2 separate regions of the Homo sapiens genome follow, and region 1 is linked to region 2. Evidence: chromatin loops called from intact Hi-C (ENCODE). Cell type or tissue: PC-9. All regions are shown on one strand. Each heading gives the region's core, and the rest is flanking DNA. Links, peaks and the distances in the headings are about the cores only.

The links. Hi-C counts contacts between places; a loop is a spot of excess contacts. Peaks named below come from ENCODE experiments on the same cell type or tissue, not always from the same donor. Only the 100,000 strongest peaks of a DNase experiment are listed, where the experiment ranks them.
Region 1: it touches region 2 in a loop (4-fold over the local background); 3 of 110 quality-filtered maps call a loop at or near these places.

Annotation. Positions count from the first base shown.
Region 1 is chr14:101,407,857-101,418,868 of GRCh38, forward strand. It overlaps LINC00524 (long intergenic non-protein coding RNA 524), which reads right to left and starts at 66. Exons shown (of 2, transcript NR_126006.1): 1 at 1-66. RefSeq lists enhancers at 1-407, 408-1,131, 1,132-1,853, 4,916-5,210. In PC-9, for the core only: no CTCF peak of the experiment used is centred there; DNase peaks (open chromatin) are centred at 5,025 and 5,523; H3K4me3 peaks cover 998 bases; H3K27ac peaks cover 1,655 bases.
Region 2 is chr14:101,470,952-101,481,963 of GRCh38, forward strand. It overlaps LINC03117 (long intergenic non-protein coding RNA 3117), which reads right to left and starts at 4,839. Exons shown (of 4, transcript XR_944220.2): 1 at 48-4,839. RefSeq lists enhancers at 2,786-3,564, 4,868-5,545 and a silencer at 6,232-6,415. In PC-9, for the core only: CTCF peaks have their summits at 6,024 and 9,321; DNase peaks (open chromatin) are centred at 5,010, 6,250, 6,900 and 9,460; H3K4me3 peaks cover 4,236 bases; H3K27ac peaks cover 5,701 bases.

The DNA of each region.
Region 1 (11,012 bases), core at 1,129-9,128, 64 kb before region 2:
GGAACAGAGGGATGTGGGCAAAAATCTGGGATGACCGCAAGGGCGCCAGGCACACAGTGGGTTTGCGACTGTGGTATCTGCCTCTCCCACGGGAGGCAGACCCCATCACCAATTTCTCTCTGTACCCCCAGCCCATGGCAGGTTGGAGACATCTGAAAAAGGTAGCAAATGAGTCCATGAGTGGCTGTGTGGGAATGAGATGGACTGGGTCTTGGGAGAGAGGAGGCAGGAGTGGATGTTGGAAAGACAGGCTGCTGAGAGGAGAACACAGTGGCAGGGCAGGTGAGCAGCGGCCAGGGGCTCCCTCACACACTTCACCCCAGCCCCTGCGCCAGCCTCATCTGCCTGTCTCCCACCTGACCCTTTTGCCGTTCACCTCCGTCCTCTCTCTGCTGGGTTCTCAAGGCAATCGCACCTTGCCTAGCAACTGTTGCTACCGAAAGCCAACGTCCCTGGTATTCCAACAATAAAGCACAGCGCTCCGACTACAACTCCCAGATATTATTGAAAAGAAAGGCAGGTTTATTTCAAGGCCAGGAGGGGAGAGGATCTGCGTGTTGGAGGCTGGAGCAGCAGCGCATTCGATGGCCGGCCTGACAGCATGGCGAGCAGCTTGTGCTGGTGCGTCCTCCAGAAAAAGAATGCGCGCTCTCCAGGAGGTGATGGTCCCTGTTCATAAACTCCCTGTTGCTCCCTGTTCCCATTCAGCTGGGTCAACATGTGCCTGTAAATTCCTCCCGAAAGGGAAATCATAACAGCATCAGCAGCCCCAGAAATGACAAACAACTCAAGTATGGAAAGCCAGCTGCCAAGTATTCAACAGTACTCATGTTGCACCAGAAACAAAAAAAATCAGATAAGAAAAATAAACCCAGTTGTGTGCATAGTTCCTTAAATATGTATCCCATTTTGTGGTTCCTTCCAGTCTTCGGTGTAATGAATATATCCATTGGTTAGGGGTCACGGAATGGCAGGTCCTACCAGGCTGCCTTGGATTGGCGAACTGTGATGTTCTGCTTTCTCCCTTCTCTGAAGCATGGAGCGGTGCGAGACGTTCAGAACAGACAGCCACTGACATTAATTTTCCTGCTGGCCTCCTTGCTAAATTGTTTTATGACTTGTTTGCTGTGTCTTGGTTGCCCTATTGTGTTGAGTTGATTTGGCAGTGGTTATTTAAAACATGCTTTGTCATCCTCAGGATGAGTGGAGGATCCCGGGGGTCACTTTTGCACAACAAATGGTCATTGAGCTGAAGAACTGTCAGAGTCACCACCTCCACAGTCAAGTGGCAATGGAATCCGAAGACAGGGTCAGCTCGGTACACCACGAGCCGAGATCCACGGGACGGACGGTGTGCAGGCACCAAAGCGTGGACAGGCCATGCTTTGCTTAACAGCATGGGGCTGGCCACGGCACCAGGGCCTCTGCCAGCCTCACGAGGCCCCTCCTGGCGTGGCCATAAAAGCCACAGCTGCAAACGCTGACACGGCAAGAAAAGAATATGGTGAGAAACCAGCTTTTGCCTTTGCTTCTCAGACTCCTCGGAAGATCCGAAGGGCACTTTCCCATCCCCAGGAATGAGAGGCCAGATTCCTCCATGGTCCAGTCAGGAAATGTAATCAAGCATCAACGCGGAGCCAGGATCTGTGCCTCAAACTTGAAACGTGGCCCTATCTTCAAGGGTGCTCACACTCAGATGACTTAAACCAAAAATGACACGGTGTGGCCTGCACTTGCCCATGCCATAGTCAGGAAAGCCTAGTCAAGGACAACGCAAGCCCAGAGGAAGAGGGTCTAAACCCAGCCGAGAACAGCCACCCAGAGCAGAGGCCCTCCCCTGAGAGAAAGCCACCTGCTCTCAGCCATCCCTCTTCTTTCCCTACGAGCTCCAGGAGACAGAAACCATGATGCTTAGGTAGACATCAATCTGTTATGGCAGGCACCAGAATGTTTCTTCTCCTGTGTCCCATCAGGAGTCAAAACTGATCTCAGCCTGGGCAATGTAGCAAGACCTCATCTCTACAAAAGATAAAAAGGTTAGCCGGGTGTGGTGGGGTGCGCCTGTAGTCCCAGCTACTCTGGGGGCTGGGGTGGAAGGATCGCTTGAGCCTGGGAGGTTGAGACTGCAGTGAGCCGAAATCATACCACTGCACTCCAGCCTGAGTGACAGAGCAAGCCCCTGTCTCAAAAAAAAGAAGAAGAAAAGTGATATCTCTGCTACTGAGGACAAACATCATGCACCCTTTCTTCTTAAAGAGGAGCAAATTTCCCACTTCCAAGTCCTGTTAGTGAAAGTCCCGGAGGAGCCCCAGCCTGAGCCATAGCAGGAGAGTCGCAGAGAGATGAAAGGGTCTGTCCCCAGCCCACTGTGGCCTCCAGAGGTAGCATCTTCTGCTCAGCAGCAGAACAAACATTTCCATGGAGCAGCTAAGTTGAAAAGCCCCCAGGAGGCAAGGGTAGGAGTTACAAGAAACCAGAAAGTCTACGGCAAGGTCAGGGTGACTCGGGTGGGGTTTCTCTTGCTTCCCCTTTCAATAGCATTCATGAAGTGGCTGAAAGTCTTCATCTTGTTATTAGCTTTGCTTTCTGGCCTCGTTTATCTCTAATTGTTTTCCTAAGCCTTGAAGAGGAAATTCTGTTTTCTTTCTGGTCCTGCTTACATTTAAATCCACTTAAGTTTCTGTCTGTGGCTTTCTTCTCAAAAGGGCCACCGGCTCCCTGGGGGACAAGCATCCTCCTTATAAAGTTGAAGGGAACTGGGAAGATCTTGAAAGACTTCTCTATTGTTCATGCAGACAAGTTGTGGGAATTTATTTCTGTGGGTCTGTTTCCTCTTTGTTCAGGGGGCCCCATTCTTCTCCAATTATCTGCCTATACCAGAGAGTATTTTCAGAATCTGTGCAGGATGTTTTAGACTGAATAAGGACAAGCATTGAGGGAGGTTGATATTTTGCTAATAATAACAGTGGAAAAAGGTACCATTTCTGAAGCACCTACTGTGTGCTGGAACCTTCTGTGTGCATCACATTTTAACCCTCTCAACTCTCCAGGAATGTATTATGACACCTACTCTATAGATTCAAAAACTGAAGGGCAGAGATGTAAAGAACTTGCCAGAGTTACCAGCAGTGAGAGAACCAGGGGTCAAACCCAAGATTGACCCAAGCTCCTGCTGACCCCACGATTTCACGTGGCGCCCAGTGAAACTGTAAGCAAAGCACCACTCCACAAATGCCTCACTCATCTCCACACCCACCTGACACAGTCATTGGATTTTAGGACACGCATCCTTCTTTCAAAGTTCAGGAATGTTCACAAGCAAGTCAAAATTCATTTTGAAAGCTCCTTTGACTTGACCGAAGACGCCCCAAGATGTCACCAAAAGCCAAGGATGGGAAGCCCTGTTCTATCAAGGTGCTGAAACCCAGTCCTGGGGAGTGTTTGACTTGGGAAGTAGGCTGCCCTCCTTCTGCTCACCGTGGGCAGGGACCAGAGAGAGGGTCTGGGATTCAATACGAGCCTGATGGGGGTTCTGCCATGGGGTGTTGGACGGGGGCGTTCGACAAACCAGTGCAGGCTCAAACCCTGCTCCTCTTGCCCCCAGCCCCAAGAGTCACCGAGAAAACAAACACAGTAAGTCTTTCTTAAACCTCCCACCAAGCAAGGGTGCAAAGGAAGACCATGGGCCTCAGCGTGAATGCCCACGCACCACAGCTCTTGGCATGGGTCCCCCTGCCTGCCACATGTTACCACCACTCGCTTTGAAGAACAGCGTGTTCATCAGCACTCACGAGGCTTAACAGCCACAGTTTAACCTAGTAATGCCCAGCCCCCACAGCAGGCTAGTCATCATGGTCAGTGAGAAACAGCCAGACTTTTCACGCAGATGGGCATTTTCGGGGCCAGTCTCTGCACTCTCCAAGCAGGAGCTGGTTGGAGTCTCTGCAGGCTCAGGCCCAAGACGGGTGGCCTTCCCAGCAGCTTCGCCATATCAGCTGCCACGTGCTATACCGATGTCCTTCGAGGCTCATCCTAGGACTTCATCAAAACCGTTTTTGCAGATGCCAGGACTGTAATATTCACCACTTCCCCCAACCAGCACATGACCTTGATGGAGCTGGAATCAGCCAGATCCAAACAAACTGGGCGCAACGTCTGCTCTCCAGCTGCACTGTGCTTGGGGTGCACTCAGGGGTTTGTTCAGCTCCCCCGCCAAAGAATTGGAGAAGTCGTATTTCACATATAAATATATTTTACTTCTCAGTTCACTAACATCAGCCTCTCATAAACTCACTAAATGAAAAGCTGCAAGAATCACTTTGTTATGGATATGTAAAATGACATATTGCATTGGCTAATTATTTCTCTATGGAATGAACAGCCCCATGACTTTCAGGGGCCCCAAAAGAGAACGCTCTACAACAGAAGCACAAGGTCATTCTTTAGTGGGCAGGTAATTGGGAACTCCATGCTAGGCTGTGGCTTATTAGGGATTTGCGGTTCCCCTCAATGCACATTAACTGAAAAGCTGGACAGTATCTAGAGCAGGCGTGCCTTCCATGGCAACAGCATCTCCGTCTTCCCAGTGCATATGGCTGTCAAAGTCCTTGTCAGGTACCAGTTCAGAAACACATAACCCATCCTGGTATTTTTGTAGTTTCACACATCTAGTGGACTACTTGTTTGCAATAACATCATCTGGTGAGCTTTTGAGGATTTGATTCTGTGGCACTTCTTGAGGAATACATTTTTTAATATCCTTTAATTTTTGCCTAAGGACTTGGCTGAATCCAAGTTAGATCCACATGTAACCTTTTTAAGGAAGGCTAAATTGAGACAGAAAGGCCAAGATTTTTCTCCGAGTAGAAATGGATATTTATTACTTAAGAAATTGCCTAAATGTTGCTATCGAGGCTTTATAAAGACTCACTTGGTGTACTGGGGAAAAAACACACAAAGCAAAACTAGTCCACTGATTCTGTACCAATTACAATGTTTGCCTTAGGTGAATTGCCAATCTATGAGTCATATTTGTCTATATCACTCTGCCCAGGGTCAAGAGAAGTGTCTCAAATAAGCAGGATGTGGAAAAGCGTTTGATCACGGTGGCGATGCCGAGGTGGGGAAAATTCCAGTGATAACCTCTGAGGAAAATAAGCCATTTCTTACAACTAAATCCTTTCTGTCATTTCTAAAATGAAAATTAGGAGCTTATCAAAATGTAACATAGCTTAACTATCAAGATCAATTAGAGATGGAAATAATTGGGTAGCTAGTGTTCTCTACAGAAAGCCAGTGTGTAAGGAAACAGTAGTGTTATTTGTAGGAGGCATTTAATTATTTCCAAGTTGTGGGACAAGTAATAAACAAGGGTACATTTCTGGCTGTAGAATTTTGATCTATAAATGTCCTTTGAGGAATCAGCTTGTTAGGTGTATTAGTCTGTTCTCACACTGCTGATAAAGACATACCCGAGATTGAGTAACTTATAAAGGAAAGACATTAAATGGACTCACACTTCCACGTGGCTGGGGAGGCCTCATAATCATGGCAGAATGTGAATGAGAAGCAAAGTCAGGTGTCACATGGCGGCAGGCAAGAGAGTTTGTGCAGGGGAACTCCCCTTTGCAAAACCGTCAGACCTTGTGAGACTTATTCACTATCACGAGAACAGCACAGGAAAGACCCGCTCCTCATGATTTAATTACCTCCCACGTGGTCCCTGCCACCACATATGGGAATTATGGGAGCTACAATTCAAGATGAGATTTAGGTGGGGACACAGCCAAACCATATCATTAGCTTTTCAAAGATTGTACTTTCAATTATGATCAAGGTTCCATCTTAGAAAAAGAAAGCAAATGAATAAAATAATGGTCTTAAAACCAAATTCCAAATTTTGGTTGCTTCAAGGCGTAAGGTCTTACAAACCATGTTTGGAACGATGGTGGATAGTTCTTTGATGACTGACAAAGAGTTATAAATTTCTTCTGTCACCTTACAGTAGAAGGAGAATCAGAACTGATTTTTTTTTCCTTCAAAAATTCCCCGCTGGGGACAATGACCTCTTCCACAGCTTTAGTGTGCACACTCATGTACAATTTGAACAAGCAAGCCATGCCTTCTACCCCCCAGTGGCATCCCTGCATTCCTCAACACACCAAAGGGATCTGGAGACAACAAAGGGGTCAGCAGATACAGGTCTTTCTATAACTTAGTGATACGTGTACCAAGATAGCTGTTTTTTCAGGGGAGGAGGAGGATATTTAAGATATTTTAAACATCTTTTTAAAAAATTGGATGGTACCAAAAGATAGAGAATTGTATCTTCCCTATCCCTAGAGACTCATGCCTTCTTCCAGAATGTCATGTTACCTGATTTTCTGTTTGCACCGGGTTGAATAGTAACCCCAAAATTCATGTCTATCTGGAATCTCAGAATGTGACTTTCTCTGGCAATAGGGTCTTTGCAGATGCAATTAGTTCAGATGAGGTTATAGTGGGTTAGGTCAGACCCCAAATCCAATGACTGGAGTCCCCATAAGTAGAAGAGATAGACACAGGGAGACAGAGGCACAGAGGGAAGAAGGTGGCGTGTTAGTGGAGCCAAAGACCAGAGCTGTGAAGCTGAGGAGCACTGAGGCTTGCTGGCAATGCCGGAAACTGGGTCGAGGCGTCCTCAGGGAGCACAGCCCTGCTGATGCCTTGACTTCAGACTTCTGGTCTCCAGAACTGTGACAATATCCATTTCTGTCGTGTTCAGCTCCCAGTTTGTGGTCATCTGTCACGGCAGCCCTCGGAACCTAATCCGCTGCTGAAAACATGCCCCTTACTGATGTGCTGAACCCTATTCCCATATTTGGACAAAGAAATGGAATCATGTGGCATGACCAAAACCATCTGCATCTTTAGCAGGGGCGGCATCCTAGGCTGCATGTTAGGATCTCCTGGGGTTTTTTTAATTTTAAATCCCACTGCCCAAGCTGCACCCCAACCCAATTAAATCAGAAACTCTGGAGGTAGACTCAGACCTGGGTATTTTTAACCCTCCCTGGGTCATTCCAGTGTGCAGCCAAGACCGTGAGAACCACTGATCTCTAGGATGCAGCAGCGTGGTTTTCTCACAAAACCACTGGCTTCAGAGTTAGTCAAGTTTTGGGTTAATTTCTTGTTTTGCTACCTCCTAGCTGTGTCCTTGGGCAAGTCATTTAATGTATCTGATATTTACTTTCTCCCATCTGCAATGAGATTGTGAGGATCCGTCTTTTTAAGCATGTAAAATATCTGAAAATGCCTGGCTCAAAGTAGACAGCAAATAAATGTCATTTTCTTTTCATTCTCCCGACACATAGAGGGACAATTTCAAAGGACATGTAAGAATCCAGGCTGTAGAGTGAGGCTGTGAGAATCAAATCCTGACTCCACCACCTACTAGCTGTAAAACCATGGGAACTTCTCAGTGCCCAGTTTCCTCACCTATAAAATGGGGCCTCAGAGAGCCATTATGAGGTTTACATGGGATAATAAGGTAATTTGACCCAGGTAAAGCACTTAGAATAGTACCTGGCTCATTGAAGCATTCATTAAATGTTAGCTCATATTGTAGATTTACATTATAGACATTATCTGACAACACTCTGCACAGCCCGCCCCCCCTTGGAAATGTGAACTTCATGTGGTACATTTTAGCATTGCTTCTCTTCGCCGTCCAGAGCAACATGATATACACAAAAGAGTCAGTAGACAGCAGTCCGGAGACTTGAGCTCTGAGCTCCGCTGAGATGCCACTAAGCTTCAGGATGGAAGACAACACTTTTCTCTATGCCTCATTCCAGGACTCAAATTATAAAAGAAAGGGTTTACTAAGCTGATCCCTATGGTTCCTTCTAGCATATAAAAGTTATGATCATCTGAATATTATAAAGCAATAGATGAAGTTTGGGCTGTGTTTAGTAAACAATCTCTATGTTTTTATGGTTAGGATTTTATTCTGAGGCTAGAATTCACACAAAAACGTCCAGTATCGACAGAGAAGGAATCCAATCCATTTCATTGGAACAAAGAACAGCCTTAGAGATTTTTCAAGAAGTTTCAGGCCGAGTCACCCAGTCTCCCAGTCTACCGTATAACTGCTGGTTGAAGCTGGAGAGAAGACATTAGTGGCTCATGCACAAACTTTAAAGCTTAATTTATGTGAGAACATAAATTGATACAACCTCACTACTATGAGATTAAATAATATGTATCAATAGTCTAAACAATACACAGTAATTATGTTTCTAGGAATCTCTCCTGAGGAAATACAATTAAAGTGGGAAATTAGATAATAGGGATTAGTAGTCTACAATAGTCTAAACTATACAAAGTAATTACATTTCTAAGACTCCTGAGGAAACACAATTAAAGTATCCTTTTTTCATGCTTTTGGGACCAGCAATTGGAGAATCTGCCCAGCTCATTGAAAAGCCAGTTAAATAGGGAAATCTTAAACAATGGTGCAAATATACCATAAATACGTTGTTATAAGTTACAATATAAAAATATGAATTTTCTCACCAGTCTTGCAATAAAGGACCAAGGCTCTTCTCTGAGTATCACTCATGTTCTGATTGGAATTATGTGCCCTCTTTCTTGCACAAAACACGCCTATATAATTCATGCTCTTAATTTTGAGTTTTGGTTTCTTTAAAGTGGAACACAAACTTAAATATTTGGAGGACAATGTGACAGTAGACACTTTCTCCATTTTACCATTTTATTTTCTCAAATTGTTCAGTTTCCTGGCTCATAATCTAGTTTTATAGCAACTGTATTATTACTTCACTTTATTGCATCTCCCCAAAGCATTCTACTTAGTTTTTATAGTTTATATGGAAGCAACCACCCTCTTTCTTTTCTCACTCATATTTCACAGGTTAGTATTCCAACCAATGACATCACAACAACTGTCATAAACAGGTTTGAGAACAAACACGGTAATTAACTCTTGGTAAGCCCATATTCCAAATAGTGGGAGAAGGAAGACTGAGGCTTCCCGATGCAAGCGGCATATTTACCGAAGGCATAGAAGACGTCAGCGAATCCAGCAAAACAATGCAGGGAAACAGTGATTATGAGGGTTCCTTCTGTAGTCAAATATGTCATCAAAGGTTTATGTTTAAAGATGTTTGAACATCTGGAATAGTAACTGATGCTGGCAGAAATATAGAAACTATATAAGTTTACAATGAGAAAATAGCTAAGTAACATAAAACATATGATGAAATGGTATGTAGACATCAAAAACTGCATTTTAAAAACTATTTTATGATATAGAAGATGCCCATATTATGATCTAATGTATAATTCAATAAAGATTTACCAAGCAATAGAAAATTTTGTAAATTCTGAAAAAAAAGTCTATTTTCTATCTTTCTTATAAAAACCAAAGTGGGCCAGGACTTGGAAAACGGGACTGATGTCATGTTGAACTCCTCGCTTCCTTTGACCTTGATCTATTTGGAGTTTAGGCATTGTTTTTAAGAAGAAAACATGCCGCGCAGGTTCTCTAATAATAAAATGCACATAACCTCAAGAAAAGGTGGGGTCATTTTTCTTCTTATATGGCCAAGTAAGCTTCTCCTAGACCTTCCTGCAGATAACCACTATCAACTTTGGATAAAAATATAAAATAAGGCTTCTGTTCACTAGACTGTGAGTAAAAAGCAGGAAGACTCTAGCAGCAAGCTAGAGGAAAAAAAATGCCAAGAGGTGAAATTCCCATTTTTATAGCTTTTAGCCTGAGGGCATGTCAAAGTTGTCACCATGTAAGTGAGTGAATCTCTAAAAGAAAACGTTTTGTTTTTCTGGGCTGAAGACAACAGAGTTCAGAACAACTAGGGTCACTGGAGGATGAGGGAGTAATTCTGGAAAAGAGACAAGCACAGAAGAAGCACCCCAAATTTTCTAAGTGAAATCTGAACCTTATATGTGAGAGGTGGATTCAAAGCAGCTAAACTAAGTGTAAAAAACTGAACTAAAATTCAAACTGCTCCAGGGGAAAGAGTTTTCAGTTTGAGTCCAATCAAATTAATTATCTGCCCTTTGAAAAAATCAGTGTTCTTCCGAGAAATATAACAGAATCCAGATGGCATTCACAATGTCCAGGATACGATCCAAAATTACACAACAGAGGAGAGACAAGAAAATGACCTATCCACAAGGGAAAAATAATAGATGAAGACCAATTCTAAAATGACCCAAATGTAAAAATTATTAAACGAGAATTTAAAAGTAAGGACAGAAGTGAAAATATGTTCTCCATGCCTGTAAAGATGGAAAGCATCATCAGATAAATAGAAATTATAAAAAGGAATCAAATGAAAATTCTAGAGCATCAAAATACATGTATGATATTATAATGTTAGACACATGTCCTTGTACATTTGTCCAAATCCATATAATGTACAACACTGAGAATGAACCTTACTGTAAACTATGGACTTAGGTGATAGTGATGTATCAATGTAGGTTTATCAATTGTAATTAAAGTACCACTGTGGTGGGAGATGTTGATAACAGTGGAAGGTATACATGGGGGTGGAGGGTGGGCAGGGAGTATATGGAAAATCTCTCTATTTTGCTCTGAACGTAAAACTACTCTAAAAAGATAAGTATTTTCTTAAAATGCAACTTAAAAAATTCTTCATATGGACCCAATAGCAGAATGGATATGATAAAAGAGTCTGTGAACTTGAATATAGGCCAAGAGAACTTACTCAATCTGAAAAATGTAAAGAAAAAAGATTGGAAAAAATTAACAGAGCCTCACAAACCCCTGTGACAATACCAACAATCTACTATCAGTGTAAATGGTAGAATGGAGGGAAAAGTGAGAATAGGAAAAGAGGGAAACATTTTGAAAAAATAAGGACCAAAAAGTTTCCCAAATTTAATGAAAGACATAAATTTACAGATAAGAAAGTCAGAAAGCCTCGAGCAGAAAACTACAGAGAAAACCACACCCAATCACC
Region 2 (11,012 bases), core at 1,929-9,928:
CAACCGCCACATACTACCTGTATCACCTGGGCAGGTTCTCCCAATACCTCAGTGTCTTCATCTGCAACGTGGGTAAGATGGGAATGCCCACCTCCTGGGGAACTCAGGACTCGCTGAGTTAACTGCATTCAGGGACCTGAAAGAGACTCGCCAGGCAGTAACCCCAGTCCACTTGTTCCATGCTGGTGTGAGCAGTGACTGCATATTCTTCCAAAAGCATCTACCCCATCTATTTTTTTTTTTTTTTTTTGAGACAGGGTCTCCCTCTGTCACCCAGGCTGGAGTGCAGTGGCATGATCTCAGCTCACTGCAACCTCCACCTCCCGGGTTCAAGCGATTCTCCCGCCTCAGCCTCCTGAGTAGCTGGGATTACAGGCGTGCACCACCATGCCCAGCTAATTTTTGTATTTTTAGTAAAGACAGGGTTTCACCATATTGCTCAGGCTGGTCTGGAACTCCCAACCTCAGGTGATCTGCCCACCTCAGCCTCCCAAGGTGCTGGGATTACAGGCGTGAGCCACCGCGCTGCCTATACTATCTATTTGTTAAGCCCCAAATGGATCATACTTTGGTTCAGCCTCTTGCGTTCTTTGCCTTGTTTATTTTAGAGACCTGTCTATCTCAATCCATGCAGATAAATGCCTTGCTCTTTCTTAGGTGCCACCAAGCATAGACACAGACCTCCCCAATGCCCCATCTTTCGCCATTAATCAACAGTGTTGGGATGGTAGGACACCAGGAGTTAGACACCTCAAAGCACCGGTTCTGGCCACACTGGTTATGCATATTGTACTCGACTGATTCACACTCTCATGGCCCTGGATGAGTGTCTCTGGCCATCCCGCAGGCTGGGTGCTTCCCAGTCTGAGCGTGGTGGCCTGTTCTTCTCATGGCTATTACCCCGGGCCTCTGTGGGTCCACCAGCCAGAGTTCTGATGCCCGGCGCGCTCACAGGAGCCTGACTTGGGGACAGCTTTATGAGGCAGTGCAGGGACCTTGAGGCCATAGTGGTGCAGCAGAGAGGTGGGGATGAGGAGGGGCCGCCAGGGCCCAGGGCAGCTCCTGGACTCACTGGGAGAGCCGAAGTCCACAGGCAGCTCCTCACGCCTTGTCAGGCCTGCCCTGCACTCAGCTCCCAGATTTTATAGAAGGAAGTCCCTGCCTTTAGGCCCAGTCAAAAAAAATTGGACTGGGATATTAACAACCAACTTTCCCTGGTGCTTTCCTGAGTCAACCTCTGCAGCCGGGGCTGGCTCAGATGCCTGCCTTGGGGCCCTCTGGGGCAGCGTGTGGAGTCAGGGCCATCTGTGATCTCCTCAGCAGGTTCCATCCTGACCCTGGAGAGCCAGCTGACTTGTGGAAACAGCAGGATGCCATTCTGAGCCAAGCCCAGTGGGTAGGTACACAGGGCCAACCCAGGTCACCCATCAAGTGACCACAGAGCAATGACACCCATCTGCCCCATACTGTCACTCGCTTAGAGAAAGTTCCAGAAGAGGGGCTCCAAGCATGTGTCCCGTGATAAAGAGGCGGCCTCTGCGAGGGTTAATTTCAGTGTCAACTTGGCGGGGCCACAGCGCCCAGATATTTGACCAGACATCACTCTGGGTGTTTCTGTGAGGGGCTTGGGGATGAGACTCACATTGGAATCAGTGGGCCAGGTAAAGCAGTTTCCCCTCCCTAATATGGGTGGGCCTCATCCAATCAGTTGACAGCCTGAATAGGACAAAGGGGGTCCCGTCCCCTGAGTAAGATAGAATTCCTCTTGCCTGCCAGCCTTTGAGCTGAATGTCTAGCTTTTTCCTGCCTTTGGACTTGAACTGAAACGTCCGCTCTGTCTAAGCTCGGGCTGCTGTAGACTGTGTGGCTTAAGCATCAAATATTCATTTCCCACCATTCAGGAGGCTGGAAGTCCAGCACCACGGTGCTGCCAATTTGATTTTGGTGAGGGCCCACTTACTGCTGGCCTTCCTCTCTCTACGTCCTAATGTGACAGAGATCAGAGAGAGAGAGCTGCCCTGTCTCTTCTTATAAGGGCACTAATTTCGTTCATTAGCGCTCCACCCTCCTGACCTAATCACCTTCAAAACACCCCACCTCCTAAGACCATCACATTGGAGGTTGGGGTCCACCATATGAATTTTGGGGGGACATGTCTAGTCCCTAGTAGCCTCTTCTGGGTCTCCAGCTTGCTGACTGAAAATCTTGGGACTTATCAATTCAGTTATTCCAGGAGCCAGTTCTTTACAATAAATCCCTGTTTGTGTGTGTGTGTGTGTGCGTGTGTATGTGTGTGTGTGTGCATGTGTATGTGTGTGCATGTGTGTACATTCTGTTGGTTCTGTTTCTCTGGAGAACCTTGACTAATAACATTCTCCAAGGTGACAAGGAGACTGACAGGGGGAGAGTGAAGTTTAACACATCGGTTAAAATAGTCACAAGATTCTCATCAACTGCCACAAATGGCATCTGGCCACAGCCACTGAGCTTGGCCACTTCTCCGGCTTTGCAAACGCCGCTGGATGCGCCCGGCCTGCTGTCCCACAGTCCCACCCTGCCTTCTCCTACGTGTCCTTTCTGAACTGCCTTCCAAGCTCCTCCCAACCCCGTAGGGTCCACCTCATTGTGCCTCCTTTGTCTCCTCCTCCGCAGCTCCCCTCCCAACACTGGGTTCCTAGCTCCTAGAGGTCAGAGGTCACACTTTTCCCTCTCTCTGTCTCGGTAGGTGAAAGCAGTAAGTGGCACCTAACGGGAAGTGATGGGGTTGGTGGGGAAGAGAACAAAGTGTGGATCAGTCCTGAGGAGGCTGTGCAAAGACCCAGTGCTGGGTCCAAGGCCCAACCCCAAGAACCAGGATCTTGTGCCTCAGTTTCCTAACTGTAAAAGGGGATGTTGGAATCACGTGTGTCAAAGATCCCTTCCAATTCTGTTCTTTGTGGGTTTTCTCATGTCTAGAGCTGGAAGAGGGCAAGCAGAGAACGCCCCCGCCTCCAGGCCCCGAGCACTGTGAGCTGTCTGCCTGCACAGGGCTGCCTGACCCCACCCTCCTGACCACGTCCCCACTCCTGGGGACGGTTCCCGGCCTCCACGGCATCCCGGGGAAGGCAACAGAGATGGACTGGAGGGCACGGGAGGACACGCATTCACTGACCGTCCAGCCCAGCAAAGCAAGAAACCGTCAAAAACTAAAAATTCCATTTGTAAACAAGATCGAATTATTTGATTGTGAAACCAGGGTCCATGGAATTTAAAATAATTTAATATGAAACAATATCATTTGAAATGCTGGCCAGCCAAGGACCTGGACGGGGAGGGGGACTCTGTCCTCCTGTGCCCAGCCACGTGGAAACCCAGCCTCAGAGAATAATAACAAATCATTCTACAGCAAGTGTGGCTGAGATTCAGCTACGTGGCAGCCCCAGGCCAGGCCCGGGGGGCAGCCGGCGAAGACTCCTCGTCCTCTCAGAGTTTACGGTCTAACTGAGCAGACCAGGGTTGGACAATTAAATAACGATGCCAGAAAGCAGGAGAGGAGTGAGTGGGTGGCACTCAAGCCAAAAGGGAGGCCTGATAGAGCCAAGGGGAGTGTGCTGTGGGCCATGGCACTGCCAGAGGAGGCTCTTGGGTGCTCTGGCACCGCAGTGAGCAGCTGGGGGCTTGGTAAGTAGGGAAAGCCAGCACTCAGAGGAGAAGGTGGCAGAAAAAGAAATATTCAGAATAGGAAGCGTGATCATTTGCAACCCCAGCTTTGTCTTGTACTGCCCATGCCAACTTGGGCAAGCACGTTATCCCAAGCCTCAGTCTTCTCATCTACAGAATGGGAACAATCCCAGTCCCTACTTCCTGGCTGTTGTGAGGGTCGGAAATCATTCACGTGCAGCCCTCTGGGAGCCCGTGTCCCTGACAGACAGTGGTGCTCCAGGTGGAGCACGAGGCACCGCTGGCGCTGTAAGCAGATGCCTGTGGAGGGAGGGGAGGAGCAGGTTTCCTAGAGGCCTGGGAGGGGCTGATGCCTCTGCAGTGGGCTCTGCACTCAGCTGCCTTGAAATCCCAGCAACAGTGCCTGCCTGGAGTGACGGGAGCAGGCTCTTTGGGGACCGGGGGGTCAGGAGGGCACATGCACGTGCCTTGCAGCTGGTGCCTCTTGGAAGGATGGGGAGGCGGGGACCCGGCAGACCCTGGTGCACCGACACTCCACAGCCATGTCTTCTGCCTCAACATAAACACGATTGGGAATAGTTCAGGACTGTAAGAGCAAGAAAAACAAACCCAGGGAAACCAAAGAGCGCGCAAATGCTAACTTTCATGTCACATCCAGAAACCACATGTTCATCAAGCCACCTGCGGGCTTGTAACTCAGTGGGGAGACACAGGGTTGTTGTCCTTAGAAAAATCAAGCTATCCTTACAGCTGCAAGGGGAAAAGTCCAGTTGCTGCCTCCCCTCCATCATCCTGGACCAGGTCCCCCCACAGAACAGCCCTTTGAGGCAGCCAGGGAGCTTCCCGTCGCTGTGGCCACCTGGGGCATGGCCCCTAAACCTTTCCGTGCACAGGGGGTTGGGGAAAAGCCCCGGACCTCCAGGCTGATGAGTGGCAGGCCCAGAACCCCCATCAGGGTGCCCAGCTCCCCAGTCTCCCTGTCTCACCACCACCCCAACCTGGGCTCAGCCGCCCCCGTTCAGGGCAGGCAGGACTTGTCCTGGCCTCGGGGAGGGGCCGGGGAAGAGGAGAGAAGACCCCAGTGGGGCCCCCCAGGCCCGCACATGCCGCCCGACTACCTGTGGGCTTGGGGAGGGCTCCAGATCACTCCTGCCCTCAGAGACGGCGATGCTGAGAAGTGTTATTTTTATTCCTCCCCAAGCCTTGCCAGATTACATTGTCAAGGCCAGCACTTTGGAGATATTTCCTTGGTTTCGCAATTCACACAGTGACTAACACATGTTACATTTTGAAAACTTCTCTGGGTAAAAATTTAAGCTGAATTGTAAATACATAAAAGTCTCAACGTTAATGGGGTACATGATATCTCAGTGACTATTGTGTAACACCAAGATTCGGAAAGGATGTGGAATTCCATATAGTCGGGTGAGGATGCCGTCCCAGAGCCGCCCTGTGAAAGCATCATTGTGAGCAGCAACCTTGCCTTTCTCTGCGGTTATGTAAGTTACAAAACCCTTTGCCTCTTGGCCTCGTGAGGCATCAGGACCCTCAGGAGGCTGGAACTGCAGAGCTCCGCCCGCGATGATGAATCCCCTCCAGGGGGCATGTGCACACGTGCCCGGCACACCCTGCCAGGGGCTTCATGCTTGTGACCTCCTTGGCACCATGAGGCACTGGGCTACAGGTGACAAAACTGAGGCACATGCATGTTAAGGGACTTGCCTAAGGACATCCCCTGACAGAGGCAAGCAGGACTCAATCCCAGATGGAATGCTCACTGCTATGCCCATCACCCCCTCAGCCCCTGGTGCTGGGCAGCTATGAGCCATGCTGTGCCGTGTCATGCACACTGCACCCCCCCCCCAATGATGGCACAGGATGGCCCCCACCAGGACAGGCGATGCATGGGCGGTCACCTGGGGTCACTGTCAGAGCATCTGGACTACGAAATGAAGGGGATGGGCCACTTGGCAGTGTCCCTACGCAAGCCAGAGCTACAGGAGCACCTGGGCATAGGTGTGGGAAGGAGGCAGGGAGAGAAGGAAGGAAGCAGAGAAGCCAAGAGTGGTTGGGGAGTGGCTGTGTTGGGAGCCAGTCCCCCCACTGCCCAGGCTCCTGCCCAGCCGAGTGCCCAGAGCCCTGCCCATCTGCAGCAGCCCTGCCCAGCCCTCCCGAGCCTCCACCTGCCTGTTCATTGCTTTGCTGGATGACGCTTATCAGCCTCTACTTGGCCAGTTTTCTGTTTCATTTCCCCGTTCAACATTGATCTCCACACAGGACTGTAGACTCCATGCAGGCAGCACACTGTCTGCCGGGCTCCTGGCCGCATCACCAGAGCCTGGCCCCAGGACTGGGCATGGTGGGCATTGAGTAGTTATTTGTTGAATGTATGCACCTCCGAAAGAAAGAGGGAGCCACCATCCTCGCCTCGCTGCTGTGGCTCACTGAGTGGCTTTACCACCTAAGATGCCTGCTGCCTTTCTCCTGCTCCTTCTGTGACCTCAGACAGGCAGTGCAGGGGAGGGGTAGGCAGGGCAGCTCTCTCCTCAGCAGAGCTCACCTTGGGCCACTCAGGGGCCAGGAAGTGGCAGTGCAACTCGAGACGTTTATGACACAATCAACTCCCTGCTGAATATTGATTTTTCTTCAAAGCTCAGGGCCTATCTGTCTGGGCTCCTCCCAGCGCCACCCCCAGCCCTGCCTGGCGAGCCTGGAGACTCCAGCAGCAAGGCTTCATGCTCCCAGACGCTGCAGGTCCCCCTACTCCGCCCTGGTCAGGGCCCTCCCCACCGACATCCTGGTAACTTAGACATTGCAAGCCACAGCTGCCGCAGTGTGCCAGAAAACGTCCCTCCAAAGACACAGGATTTATGAAGGACTGTTCTCTGCTGTGTCAGGAAGGGTATTCACACAGGTTGGGAAGCATCTCATGTGCTCCTTTATTGACTGTGCTGGGAAATACTGAAGTGGGCAAATGCCGTCCATCTGAGCTCTCAGGACACGTAGGGGATAAAGGGGAGTTGAGGCTGACCAGGAGGCTATCACAGGTCAGTGTGATAAGCACAAAAATAAAAGTATGCCCAGGGCACCAGGACGGCAGGATCCGCTCGAAGTGGGGTCGACAGAGGCTTCCCAAAGAAAGGAAGTTTCCACCATCTCTTGCGATTTTCATTTGGCATCTCCAGAATGCCTGTTCTATTAGAACCAACTAAGGCCTTAATGGGATTACTCAGCTTTCAGTCATAACAAGTTTGTCTAGGTCATGTAGGGAGGTACTTTAAAGTCATTCTTCCTTCTCTTTTATTATAGCAATGACTTACAATGCTTGAAAAAACATTTTCCTTAATTCAATTACCAAGTGAGCTAAATGCATTTGCTGGAGATAATTAAGAATCTTTACAAATATAAAACAATTATCCCATCAAAATACAGTGCTGGATGCTATTATTCACGCTGGGTTTTCAATCAGAGCCCCCTCTCCCCTTTTAAAGCAATTCCAAAGCCCCCTGTGCCTGCCTTTGCTGGCCGTCCCTGTGAGCCCAGGCCATTTGTCCTGCCAGCTCTCCAGCACCATGGAAGGGCGCCCTGTCTGCCCGACCCCTGGCCCGGAGCCACCAGAGCTCTCTTCGCTCACCTCTCTGGTCCTAGTCTTGGCCCAGAGCAGGTATCAAAAACAACGTGACACAGACCAGAGGAGCCGGGGGAGACGTGACAACTAAATGCAATGAAGTCCCCTGGCGTGGGTCCTGGAACAGAGACAGGACATTAATGGGAAAACTAGCGAAATCCAAATAAAGTCTGGAATTGAGTTAACAATGGCCCAATGTCAGCTTCTGAGTGCTGGCAAATGTACCACGGTAATGTGCGCGGTTCACAAAGGGAAGACCGGGTGGGGGGCGAACGGGAACTCTCTGTACTATCGTAACTTTTCTATAAATCTAAAATTGTTCCAAAATAAAAGTTTATAAAAACAAAGCAAAACAACAAATGGGACTGAGTGGGCAAAAGAGAAGGCAGAATGTCTCCATTGCTGAAGTGAGTATTCCTGGTCTTCAGAAACCCGCCTGGCCCCCACACCCACCCCCCACCTCCAGTTGCAGTCCCGTCTCAGTTCCCTCTGAAGACAAGTCTCAGGGACCAGCTGCCTGCGGTTGCTGCCTCCACTTCAACACTATCTCTCCCCACGCTATTTGTCCTGAGCCACAAAGTGAAGGTGAGGTGTCAAAGTGAGCACCTGCAGGACGGCACCCTGGATGTTTAGCCTAAGAAAGCTCCCCCGTCCTCCTTAGAGAAGCCCCCACATTGCACACCAAGGAGTGAGGCTGAGGCAGTGCTGCTGTCAGTATTCTCCAAGGCCGCTAACTGGACCTCTGGACAACCTGCTCTTCACAGGGCCCCCTCAGTCCCTCCTGTCCTGGCCACAGGCCACAGCCTCCCTCAGACAGGCTGGAATGAAGGAACACACTGAGCCTGGTCTGCAAACCCTGGCGGGGGCTTGTACTGGACAGCAGTGCTGATATGGGGTGGGCTGAGTATAGCAGAGGCATAACTTCCATCCCCCAGGTCTGGGTACAGACACAGGCATGACTTCCATCCCCCAGGGCTGTGAAAAGGAGACGCTGTCCAAGGCACCTCATCTGACGGTGCTTGCGATGACCGTGCAGGACATCAGAGGGGCCAGAAGCACCCACGGCCCTGCGGTCGGTCGTATTTACCTCATCATTGCCATGCCTTTGAGGAGCTTTCCTGGGCCTTCTGAGTGCCTGAGCTTGGGAAGTAACCAGTGGCTCTATGAGATTTCCCCCAGAGGGCACTACGATTTTCATGGGCCTCTCCCACCATAAAAATACCTGTATTTAAAAACGTGTTTAAGGAATACAAATCCTTCTACCATAAAGATAGGCATGTGTCCTTGCGGCACTATTCACAATAGCAAAGACATGGAATCAACCTTGATGCACCTCAGTGGTGGACTGGATAAAGAAAATGTGGTACCTATATACCATGGAATACGATGCAGCCATAAAACAGAACATCAGACATCAGGTCCTTTGCAGCAGCACGGATGGAGCTGGAGGGATGGAGCTGGAGGCCGTCATCCTACGCGAATTAACGCAGGCACAGAAAATCAAATACTGCATGTTCTCACTTATAAATGTGACCTAAACACTGAGCACACATGGATACAAAGGAGGAAACAGGGAACACTGGGACATACTCTAGGGTGGAGGGAGGGGAGAGGCTGAGGATGGAAAAACTACCTTTCAGGTATTATTCGGATGACCTGGGTGACAAAATTATCTGTACACCAAACCCCATGACATGCAATTTACCCATGTAACAAACCTGCACATGTACCTTTGAACCTAAAATAAAAGCTGGGGGGAAAATTGTAGTAAATGTCCCTAAGTATGAAATAAATAAATAAAATTTAAAAATAAAAAAATTAATAAATCTTCAAATGCTTCCACATATTTTTTTCTGGTTTAAGCAAAGTTAGAGAGATGTTCTTGGGCCCCTAAAGGTATCAGGTTGAGACAGACATCCTCGCCCTGGGCCTGCGGAGCTTAATGGACAGGCCGGGTCCCCGGGCCACACTTACCAGTTAAGTGACCTGGGGCAAGTTACTTAACCACCCCATCTTCAATCCCTCATCTGCAAAACAGGGATAATGATACCTGCTCTGCAGAGCTTTTATGAGGATTGCTTAAGCTAATTGGTGTAAAAGCATTAATTCCAGCCTGGCCCCCAGGAGGCGATCAATAAAGAAGCATTACTCTTGTGAAATACTCTAGCCATCAGAGCAGGCAACAATGTTTCTGTCTTCTAAAACGTTCCCAAGAGAGCCTCGGCTTTACTCTACAAATAAGACCTCTTGATTTTATTCTGCGAGCTTAAATATCTTTGACTCTCTCATTACCTGAAACTCAAGGTCCTTAAATAGGTCTGAGGCCCCTAAACGTTCCTCTAAGTGCCCTGTAGAGCCATCACTTAGTGGCTGAGACACACTCGCTGGCTTTCCCATCGACAGATGCCTCGGTGGCCCTTTCTGGATCATCTAATCCCTGCTCCAGGCCACTGGCTCAAGTTCCCTCATTGTAATAAGTGCAAGGGAGGGTGTTTATGAAGGAAAGCGGGTTTGACTGAAGTCCAGGCTGAACTCGGAATTTCCCTGTTTGCTTTCTCTTCCTCCCCGGGCGTGCTGATGGACCAGACCTGCGGGAGCTAACTCAACAGGCCTCCAGCTGCCAGAGATTTGAGATGTTAGTCAGGGCTCAGGGGCGGGGGGCTCCGGGAGCAGGGAGCAGGGAGCTGGAGCCCTGAAAAGACCTCAGCGTCTCCTTGTCAGGACTGAACTTCCACCTTGGGTCCTCGCTGAGTCTTATTTTGCTAATGAGATCAGACAGGCTTGTAATTTTAGGTAACTGCAATTGCTAAGACTGGAAGAGAGACTCATTCTCTGGCATTCCCACAAATTCTTCCCAGTTTGTTTAGCTTAGGAAATTAGGCAAGAGCAGGTAGAAAAACGGCAGGTCAAACACAAGCCATTGCAAGAAACTGACTCATGCTTTACCAACAGCGTTATTCATCCCCCCCGTTCCTCTCCCTGGCTATGTATTTATTCGTTTATTCAGCAAACATTGATTGAGCACCTAACATGTGTCTCTGCCTTTTCACACCCTCAGGCCCTTGCCCAGGCTGCATCCTCCGCCATGTCCTCCCGTTGACCCACTGTGTATCCTTCTAGACCAGGTCAAAGGCTACCTCCTCTGGGAAGCCTGCCCCAAAGTTCCATGCCAGACCCAATCCCTGCCTCTCTGTAGGAAGGAGACTACCATGGCTCCCAAGAGGAGCACTGGCTGCCGAGTCAGAAGAGGTTGGCTGAGAAGCACGGCTCCAGGACATCCCTGATGTGTGGCTTGGGCAAGGTACTGAGGCTTTCTGCTTTCTTTCCTCTTCTATAAAGTGTGAATACTAATACCTCCCAAAACTAAGTGCCCAGGGTGCTACATAAAATACACTACACATCACTTTCCACGTGGAACTGAGCTTACAAGAAAGGCAAGGAGTTTCCCAGAGGCCAAAGGCAGGGGAAAGCCAAGAGCGAGAGTGATAAGTCGGTGCTGGCATGAAGCCACCTCAGGTGTCAGGCAGTCCCAGTGGCTTTCAGTGGCCATCCAGGGGCAGAGAGAAGGTGGGATGGCAGGATTGCCATCCTTGCACCAAACCAGAACCTCAGAGGTTCTAACGCCAGTGGAGGGGCAACTTGAGAAAACCACCTGCTGCATGTGGAGGCTTCTACTGCTTACCCATATTAAATGCTCTTCTTCCTCCAGGCGACAGATGAACAC